Regions from separate parts of the Homo sapiens genome. Here region 1 is linked to region 2. The links are chromatin loops, found by intact Hi-C in ENCODE. Cell type or tissue: heart right ventricle. All regions are shown on one strand. Links, peaks and the distances in the headings refer to the core of each region. The heading gives the core; the rest is flanking DNA.

Region 1 (5,384 bases), core at 240-5,239, 1.1 Mb before region 2:
AGCAGTTTTCACACACTGTGTGGCCAAAACCTGGAGTTTGAGGTGTGACAGAAAAACTAGCATGAATTTCTTTTCCTTCTTCAAAAGTTCATGGACAGAAGATTAGTTCTTACCATAGATTTTTTTTCTTTCTTTTTGAGATGGAGTCTCTCCCTGTCACCAGGCTGGAGTGCAGTGGTGAGATCTCAGCTCACTGCAACCTCCGCCTCCTGGGTTCAAGCGATTCCCCTGCCTCAGCCTCCTGAGTAGCTGGGACTACAGATGCGTGCCACCACGCCCAGCTAATTTTTGTATTTTTAGTAGAGACGGGGTTTCAGCATGTTGACCAGGATAGTCTGGATCATGATCCGCCCGCCTCGGCCTCCCAAAGTGCTGGGATTACAGGTGTGAGCCACAACACCCAGCCCTACCGTAGATCTTAACAATCTCAGCATATGATTTTTTTTCTTTCCTTATTTAGTGGAGAACTTTTACCTTTTCACTTAATGCACTTCTCTTTGGTGTATCTGTATTGCCAGCAACACTACTCTTGCTCTTCAGGGCCATTAAGTAAAATAAGAGTTACTCAGGCTGGGTGCAGTGGCTCATGCCTGTAATCCCAGCACTCTGGGAGGCCGAGGCGGGCGGATCATGAGGTCAGGAGTTCAAGGCCAGCCTGGCGAACATGGTGAAACCCCATCTCTACTAAAAATACAAAAATTAGCTGGGCATGGTGGCGCATGCCTGTAATCCCAGATACTCAAGAGGCTGAGGCAGGAGAACTGCTTGAACCAGGACCCGGGAGGCGGAGGTTGCAGTGAGCTGAGATCACGCCATTGCACTCCAGCCTGGGCAAGAGTGAAACTCTGTCTCAAAAAAAAAAAACAAAAAAGAGTTACTCGAACACACAAGTACTGCAGATACCTCAACAAATGATCTGATAACCAAGACGGCTCCTAAGTGAGTAACAGGCGGGAAGTGTCTACAACATGAATATGTTGGATAAAGGGATGATTCATGACCCAGGCAGGAAAGAGCAAAATGGAGAGAGACTTCATCACACTACTCAGATCAGTGCACAATTTTAAACTGATGAATTATTTGCCTGTGAAATTTTCCATTTAATATTTTCAGACCAAGGTTGATAGAAGGTAACTAAAACCGCCAAAAGCAAAACTACAGATGGTGGGGGTACTACCTTACTTAAAAATGGTTAAAACAGTTAATTTTATCTTACGTATATTTTACAATAAAAAATACAAAAAAAACCCTAAGAGATTAGAAATGCCAAAAAAAGATCAAATCTATAAAGTATTTAAAATATGAAATAAATGGAGAAAAAATCAGTATTTAGAAAACATTGTCAGAAAAACTGAATACCAACATGCAAAAAATATCCACATCAACATATGCTGTAAGTAATTATAAATATATTAAAAAACTAAACATTCAAAAAACTTTGGAGAAAACAGAACAGTAAGCTTATCTCACTATGGAAAAGAGATGAATTTATGGTCAATTCAAAGAAAGCATAAACAAGAATTTGACAAATCCAATTATGTAAAATAAACTTTCATGCAATGAAAAAAACAAATCTAAGATTAAAATATTATAAATTCAGGCAATATCTGCAAGAATTATGATAAATAAAACAATGTTTATAATATAAACCAAACCAATTCAACATTTCCCGATCATCTATTATTAGGGAGCAAACAATGACTAACTCATAAACCTGTCAAAGGATAAAAACAGGCAGTTTAAACCACAGAGATTCAATCGGCACTTGAGAAAAAAGACTGTCTCACTACTAATTGGAGAAATATAAATTGCAATATTCTTAAGATACGACTTCATACATATTAAGCTACCAAAAAAAATCTAAACAATAAAACCAAGTGTTATCTGGGTTATGAGAAGATAAAGACATATTCAGTCAGGCACAGCTGTAAAATCATATGTGTCTTCAGACTGTTCCTGGATAAAGTATAAAAGAGGTCATAAGATTGGCCACAGCCTAATCTGAATAATTTTTCTTAGGTGCTCACCCAAGAATTACATACAGGGGGGAAAGAAGCAAACTCTACTTTTAAAAATAGTATAAGTTTGTTGTCTACAGAAACGAAAAATGAGAAACAAACAACATGTGAACAATAAGTTTAACTACACTGTAACTGTAAACTATTTCAATACAAGCTTATTTAAAAGGTGAATACATGTTTTTATGTTAGTTTAATAATAGCTTACATATAATTTGATAAGAATCAAAAGCAGATACAAAGCTTACATTTAAAAGTATAGTAAAATGTTTAAATACATATTTTTAAATGCTTATATAAAAAATGTTCAAGACATTAAGCTAAAATTAGACACAAATTCTTCATTCTTGCCCCCAACTTTTTCCATTAGAAAAAAAATTTCAGTTTTGAGGGAAAAGCATTTCAAATCACAGTGATCTTGCCTTACCTAAAAAATCTTACCCTGTTTGTGACAACAGTATAGGCAGAAAGATTCATTTGATTTTCTGGCTGTGTCATCTCTTTCCTAAGAAGTTATTTAGACACTGTACACAAACTCAGGGTTGGTTCATTTTACAGCTCTAAGCAAAAGCAACGAACTTCCAATAGTTAAAGAATTTGCTATTGGAAGAGACTTCACATTTGGTTTCACTCTATTGGACAGACACGATTCTCTCTTGGAAATGCAAGAAAATATATAACAAAAGATGCTACAAAGGATAGAGTATCACAGATCATTAAATGTAATCCTTATTTTAAAGTTGAGGAAATTAAACAAAAGAGAAGGCACTGCCTCATGAACCTGTAAGCAGCAGAAACAGTGGTGGAATCCAAAACTCTGAACTCCCTTGTCTGAAGTTTTTTGTCCTCTTTATGTGGAATTGAGCATAAAACCCTCCCTTTTAAAATTACATTCCTTTATGCCTGTAATCCCAGCACTTTGGGAGGCTGAGGCAGGTGGATCACCTGAGGTCAGGAGTTCGAGACCAGCCTGGCCTACATGGTGAAACTCCGTCTCTACTAAAAATAAAAAAAATTAGCGTGGTGGTAGGCACCTGTAATCCCAGCTACTTGGGAGGCTGAGGCAGGAGAATCGCTTGAACCCGGGAGGTGGAGATTGCAGTGAGCCAAGATCGCACCACCGCACTCCAGCCTGGGCAACAAGAGTTAAGACTCCCATCTCAAAAAAAAAAAAAAAATTACATTCCTAATATTATTACCTTAGGCTACTTATTCCTTTTCTTTCATTACATCTCTATCCTATGTTACATTACTTTGATCTTATGATATAACATCATGTTCTTAACGTTTTTAAATATTTTAAATTTAAACTCAAAATTTCTTTTTCAATGTATGGATTGGCACTTTAAGGACCTCCTAAAAATCCAAAAATAACATTCCTTTTTTTTTTTTCTTTAGAGGAATAAAGAGCTTAGTTGAACAAAGAGCTACTTCTGAATCTGGCAGCCCTCAGAATCAGAAAAGATTCAGACTCAGAGAGCTCCCTGACATTCTTTTTATGCTACGTATTAACTCCCTGTACAGGCTAGCAAAAAAACCCACAAAAACAAATTGATTTCTCTTTATAACCGTAAGTCCTTAATTTAAAATGTACAGACTTTGATTTACTGGGTTTTTTTGTTTGTTTGTTTTTTGATTTTTTGAGACAGGGTGGAGTACAGTGTCACAATCTCACCTAGCCTGGAGTACAGTGGCACAATCCTGGGTCACTGCAACCTCCGCCTCCTGGGTTCAAGCGATTCTCATGCCTCAGCCTCTGAAGTAGCTGGGACTACAGGTGTCCACCACCATGCCTGGCTAATTTTTGTATTTTTAGTAGAAACAGGGTTTCACCATGTTGGCCAGGCTGGTCTCGAACTCCTGGTCTCAAGTGATCCGCCCGCCTTGGCCTCCCAAAGTGGGATTACAGGCTTAAGCCACAGTGCCCAGCCTGACTTACTGTTAATTAAACAGGTAATTTTATTTATTTATTTATTTATTTTTGAAACAGAGCAGTGACACAATCTCAGCTCACTGCAACCTCCACCTCCTGGGTTCAAGCAATTCTCCTGCCTCAGCCTCCCAAGTAGCTGGGACTACAGGCACATGCCACCACACTCGGCTAATTTTTCGTATTTTAGTAGAGACAGTCTCACCATGTTGCCCAGGCTGGCCTCAAACTCCTGAGCTCAAGTGATCTACCCACCTCGGCCTCCCAAACTGCTGGGATTACAGTCATGAGCCACCATGGCCGGCCAAAACAAGTAATTTTAACTGGGGCTGGGGTCAAAGTGGGAAGGGGCGGCTGAGGTAGGAGGATCCCTTGAGCCCAGGAGTAATCTGGTAATCTGGTATGTTGACCAGCCTGGACAACACAGCAAGAGACCCAATCTATTTAAAAAAAAAAAAAAAAGAGAGAGAAGAAGAAGAAAAAAAAAGAGGGTGGGAGGGAAAGGAGAAAGGGAGGGAAGAGGAGAAGGAAGGAAGGGAAAGAGGGGGTAGAAGAGGAAGAGAGGAGGGGGGAAATCCCCTTTCCCAAACACATATACACACAGTTATCATGAAATAGATTTCTAGCCAAAGATGGGTCCATAGCCTAATACCCAGATCCTGTGAATGTTCACTTATTTGGAAAAACAGTCTTTGCATATGTTATTAAGGATTTTGAGATGAGATTATACATAGGCCCTAAACGCCATCACAAATATCCTTATAAGAGAAAAGCAGACATTTAACACACATACAGAGAAGACGGCAATGTGAAAATGGAAGAAGAGACTGGAGGGTTACGGTCAAGGAATGTCAGCAGCCACCAGAAGCTGGGAGAGGCAAGGGATGATTGCCCCTAAAGCCTCTGGAGCAAGTTCAGTCCTGCCAACACCCTGATTTCAGACTTCTGGCCTCCAGAAGTGAAAGAATAAATTTCTGTTGTTTTAAGCCTCAAAGTCTGTTTGGGGTAATTTGTTATGGCAGCCACAAGAAACTAATACAAATAGCAAAGTTTATGTTTTTTGTTTGCTTGGTTTTGCTATTACCTCTCTGTTTGGGCTTGTTGACCATCTCCTGACCACTGAATGAAACAGACAAACTGAAAACGAAAGTGGGAAATGAAGAAATCTAAGTAAGGGGCCGGGTGCGGTGGCTCACACCTGTAATCCCAGCACTTCGGGAGGCCAAAGCAGGTGATCACCTGAGGTCAGGAAATCGAGACCAGCCTGGCCAACATGGTGAAACCCCCCGTCTCTACTAAAAATACAAAAATTAGCCAGGCGTGGTGGTGGGCACCTGTAATTCCAGCTACTCCGGAGGCTGAGGCAGAAGAATCACTTGAACCCAGGAGGCAGAGGTTGCAGCAAGCCGAGATCATGCCACTGCACTCTAGCCTGG
Region 2 (5,384 bases), core at 149-5,148:
TGAACCAGATGGAATCATGTTATTAAGAACTCAACAGGAAAATGTAAATAAATTATCTATGTGCTCACTAATGAATTTATGATGAGCTCCAACACACAAAAGACATCAACAGTACCTTGAATGACTCCGGCTTCTGGAGTAGGACCGGCGTCGTCTGGAACCTGGCTTGTCTTCAACTAATCTGATTTTTCTCCCATTGACTTCAGTTCCATCCAACTTTTCCAAAGCTCTTTTCATATCAGAATAAGATACAAATTCAATCACCCCTTCATTTTTGCGTCCCTTGTGAGCATCTGCATAAGTCACTTCTCCTGCCTGACGCATATAATCCTGAAGAAAAAAAAAAGTGTGACTACATTAGGATATGTTTTGCTAAAATATCTAATGCAATCATCTGAGTGAATTTTTCCTTTAAGAAATGCCAGCATTCCGCAGAATAAAGTTTACTCTTAAATATTTTCATCTACCCATCAATCATGTACTGAGGTTCTTTAAAGCACCAGCCATATTAGGTGGGTGGGAGAGACAATAAATACACATTAAATTGTTCCTTTAAATAAAGTTTTGGGGCCAAGTGTGGTGGCTCATGCCTGTAATCCCAGCACTTTGACAAGCTGAGGCGGGAGGATTGCTTGATCCCAGGAATTCAAGACCAGCCTTGACAACACAGAAGACCCTATCTCTACAAAAATTGAAAAAATTAGTCAGGTGTAGTGGCACACGCCTGTGGTCCCAGCTACCCAGTAGGATGAGGTGGGAGGATCATCTGAGCCCAAGGAGGTTGAGGCTGCAGTGAGCCGTGATCATGCCACTGCACTCCAGCCTGGGGTACAGAGCAAGACCCTACCTCAAAACAAAAAAATAAAGTTTTGTGTGAATATAGAAGTTTTCAGTTAGCTATCATCTTCTAAATTTAAAAACAAACAAAAAACAGAGTCTTGCTTTGTCGCTCAGGCAGCTGGAGTGCAGTGATGTGACCTCGGCTCACTGCAACCTCTGCCTCCCAGGTTCAAGTGATTCTGTGCCTCAGCCTCCCCAACAGCTGGAACTGCAGGTCCGCGCCACCATACCCAGCTGATTTTTTGTGTTTTCATTAGAGATGGGGTTTTGCCATATTGCCTAGGCTGGTCTCAAACTCCTGAGCTCAGGCAATCCACCTGCCTCAGCCTCCCAAAGTGCTAGGATTATAGGCATGGGTCACTGTGCCCAGCCCATTTTCTAAATCTTATAGTGACAAATTATTTGTTTATAACCATCATGTCCCTTCAATACCACAGGCCTCTTTCCTCATTCTCTTTGAGGACTTCCTATGGTTCAATGAGAGAATACAACTAATGTCCTAGACAAATGCTAAAGCATTATATAAATAAGAGGAGATATGATTAGGAGGTTGCAGTGAGCCGAGATAGTGTCACTGCACTCCAGCCTGCTGACAGAGCGGGACTCCATCTCAAAAAACAAAACAAAACAGAACAAAAAGAAATTTATTTTTGGCCAGGTGCAGTGGCTCACACCTGTAATCCCAACACCTTGGGAGGCCAAGGCCAGGAGATCACCTGAGGTCAGGAGTTTGTGACCAGCCTGGCAACTTTGTGAAACCTTGTCTCTACTAAAAATACAAAAATCAACCAGACGTGGTGGCAGGCGCTTGTAACCCCAGCTACCTGGGAGGCTGAGGCATGAAAATCGCTTGAACCCAGGAGGTGGAAGTTGCAGTGAGCGAGATTGTGCCACTGCATTCTAGCCCAGGCGACAGAGCAAGACCTTCGTCTCAAAAAAAAAAAAAAATTTATTTTTTAAACTACTAATATCCCCTAATTTGTTTTATTTTTGCATTTCCTTGATAAATAGCTAACATACATTGTGCCAGAAACTGTTCTAGGCTTTTTATATATAAAATTCACTAAATTCTTTCAATAACCTTGAGTAGAAATTAGTATTAACCCCATTTTATAGTTGAGGAATATGAGGCATAAGATGTAAGTAACTTGCTAAGGGTCATGTAAGTGACCTTAGTGGCAGAACCAGGATTCTATTCAGGTTGGCCACCTTGAGAGCTAGGAAATCTGCTCAATTATCTATTACTCTCGTTTCCTGAGAGTGGAACTGCCTGAAGGTACAGACATGTAGAACCAACTAAGGGTGGTAACTGTTGGGGACCAGCCTCAACACCACCCGTAGGGTACCCAAAGTCTGGTGGCGACGAAGGAATGAGAAGAGAGAGGTTAAGAGTGCATAAAGAGTGGGGGCCAGGGGGCCAATTGCAAAATGGAGGCTGCAAAAGGCTCAGAGTTCTGGTCTCCACACTATTTACTGAGTACAATCACTTAGATCTAAGAAGCAGACATTCAGGACGAAACGGTGAAAGGCAGGCAGTGCTGAAAGGAAGGCAGTGCGTCATACACGTAATCTACAGCAGTGGCAGTTTAAATGAATCTCCTTTGTGCTTAGACAGCATATCTTTAACTTATCGGAGAGTAGCTGGTGGGAGCGAGCTTAACTAGGAGCCTGCATGTCTGGCCACATTCCAGTGCTTCAAAGGAGTGTCTTTCTCCTTGAACACAGTGTTTATGGATAAGAGAGCAAGTCTTGCTGAGAGCATGGGAACATAATGGTGATAAGGCTTTCCTCCTCCCACAAGAGGCCTCTTGTGGCTTTGCACAATTTATTGTCCCATATTTTTATGGCCAGTTTATACAGGCACCCCATAAGCCTTTCCCCCAACAGTAACTAAGCTCTGTTCTAACAAAAAAATTAAGAGGTTTTCTAAGAAGTTAATTTAATATTACATTTAGTGGCACTACATGACGAGTTAGCATTCTACTGATGAAGAGAGTAGCTTTCCAGTTTCTACCCATGATGTTCAATCCCTAACTCTCAGAATACTGGAGTCATTCCTTCAGCAAGCAGAATCTTGCTGGCAGACATTCAGTAAAGGTCTGCTACGGTGCTGACGATAAGCATGATGCACCTGAAAAAACAGCAGACTGGGAGTCAGGAGTCCTGGTCCCAGCTCTTCTGCATGTTACTTGAAGGTTGCTGGGATTAAATTTTAAAAAGAAAAACAAAAAAGTGCTTTAAATTAAACTATACAAATGTAAAGGATTCCTAACTATTCTTTCCTGAACCTAAATACACTTCACTCATTTGGCTAGAGATGACTTGTTTAAATATGGCCAAAAAAAGCGAGAAGGGAGACAGAAAACAAAACCTGTTTCATGCATCCTCCTAAGACCATTCAGATTATGATACTGCTCAGTAAGTTTTTCTTCCTATTGAGATTAAAAACACTGTTGTCAATAAGTGGGGCCGGGTGCAGTGGCTCACGCCTGTAATCCCAGCACTTTAGGAGGCCAAGGCAGGTGGATCACTTGTGGTCAGGAGGAGCTCGAGACCAGCCTGGTCAACATGGTGAAACCCCGCCTCTACTAAAATACAAAAATTGGCCGGGCATGGTGGCATGCACTTGTAATCCCAGTTACTCAGAGGGCTGAGGCAGAACTACTTGAACCCCAGAGGCGGAGGTTGCAGTGAGCTGAGATGGCGCCACTGCACTCCAGCCTAGGCGAAAGGGCGAGACTCCATCTCAAAAAAAAAAAAAAGCTGGAACCAGTACACTGGATGGCCAACATTAGCACTGAATCTTAATTCTTGACACCAAACCTCTTTCAGGACAAATATTCCATCAAAAACCTTATGAAAAAACATGGGTCAGATTGTCAATTTCACCAGTAAGGATACACACTGAAGCTGATGTGAATTTGCATGTTATAGCAAATGCTGCAGGAAACACTGATGGTTTCAACCATTTTATTGACTGGTGAGTAGCTACACTGCCATCTTCTTGTAACCCTTTTTTTTTTTTTTGAGACAGAGTCCTGCTCTACTGCCCAGGCTGGAGTGCAGTGGCATGATTTTGGCTCACTACAACCTCCACCTTCCAGGTTCAAGCAATTCTCTTGCCTCAGCCTCCCAAGTAGCTGGGACTACAGGTGCCCACCACCACGCCCGGCTAATTTTTGTATCTTTTTAAGTAGAGACAGGGTTTCAAACATTCTTTACAGAGAGAAATTTCGTTATCACACATTTGGGCCAGGTTTCTGTCATGTCAGCACTTGAGGAGGCTGAGACTGAAGGATCACTTGAGGCCAGGAGTTCGAGACCAGTCGGGGTAACATAGTGACAACCAATCTCTGAGCCATGATTGTGCCTCTGCACTCCAGCCTAGGCAACAGAGACTCTGTAACAAAACAAAATCAGGCCGGGCGCGGTGGCTCACGCCTGTAATCCCAGCACTTTGGGAGGCTGAGGCGGGTGGATCACAAGGTCAGGAGTTCAAGATGGTGAAACCTCGTCTCTACTAAAAATACAAAAAAATTACCCGGGCATGGTGGCGGGTGCCTGTAATCCCAGCTACTCAGGAAGCTGAGATGGAGAATTGCTTGAACCCGGGAGGCGGAGGCTGCAGTGAGCAGAGATGGTGCCACTGCACTCCAGCCTGGGCAACACAGCGAGACTCCATCTCAAACAAACCAAACCAAACCAAACCAAACCAAACCAAACCAAACCAAACTCACAAATGTGTCCTTAGAATGATGGTCCCACAATGTATAGCAGGAATATAATTCTGATATATTTTGTACTCATATGGCACTTTAATTATTTCCAGCTCTGTGCAGGCTTTCAAACATATAACACTGTATTTTGTGTATGCCTGGGCCTGCACAAATCTACCTGTTTCCCAACTTTAACTCCTGCCCAACCTTACCCCAAAAGGTTAATGGGGCCCAAACCTTTAGGTCTTGCCAGCTGCACCGACTTGACAAATTCTCCACAATAAGTCTGTACTCTGTGCGAGTAGGAGGGCCATATTTATCTCGGCCACTTCTTCTATAACCATATCCACCTTTGGAAGGTTCAAATAAATAAGATTATTTCAGTGGAAGAAAAGGAAAAAAAATGACACAGCACACACCCCCCCTTAAATATATTATTTACCCCCACCCCAAACAATAGCACGTTTTAACTCTATTCCCACCCTTAATTCTAAAATAGATTTTTAAAGAAGCAATCAGCTAAATATAAACATTTAATTTAAAAAGTTGTAAGTATACATATTCATTAATATTTGCATTTAAGATTAACATGCATAAATTTAAAACTATTAACAATTTAACAATTTAGAAATAAGTAACCAAATTACTAAATCAGTTACTGGTGTTACTCACAGTGATTAAACATTTTGTGAATATTTTATATGGAAAAAAAAAGATTTTCAGGCACCTATTTCAGTTTAATCTCATCTGTGTCTAACCCTTGGGATCCTCACCACCCAGGTCTAATGGGGAAAGGTTGCGGTCGTCACATGGCTTCCTGTTTTTGGT

The links. Hi-C counts contacts between places; a loop is a spot of excess contacts. Peaks named below come from ENCODE experiments on the same cell type or tissue, not always from the same donor. Only the 100,000 strongest peaks of a DNase experiment are listed, where the experiment ranks them.
Region 1: a loop joins it to region 2, with 20 times the contacts of the local background. A loop is called at or near these places in 1 of 110 quality-filtered maps.

Annotation. Positions count from the first base shown.
Region 1 is chr1:28,065,155-28,070,538 of GRCh38, forward strand. All of the region lies in intron 1 of EYA3 (EYA transcriptional coactivator and phosphatase 3), which reads right to left. Among named protein-coding and RNA genes, the nearest start is that of EYA3, 21 kb to the right of the region's middle. In heart right ventricle, for the core only: no CTCF peak of the experiment used is centred there; no DNase peak of the experiment used is centred there.
Region 2 is chr1:29,154,581-29,159,964 of GRCh38, forward strand. It overlaps SRSF4 (serine and arginine rich splicing factor 4), which reads right to left. Exons shown (of 6, transcript NM_005626.5): 3 at 4,794-4,906; 4 at 116-330. Among named protein-coding and RNA genes, the nearest start is that of SRSF4, 25 kb to the right of the region's middle. RefSeq lists an enhancer at 1,803-2,304. In heart right ventricle, for the core only: no CTCF peak of the experiment used is centred there; no DNase peak of the experiment used is centred there; H3K27ac peaks cover 1,270 bases.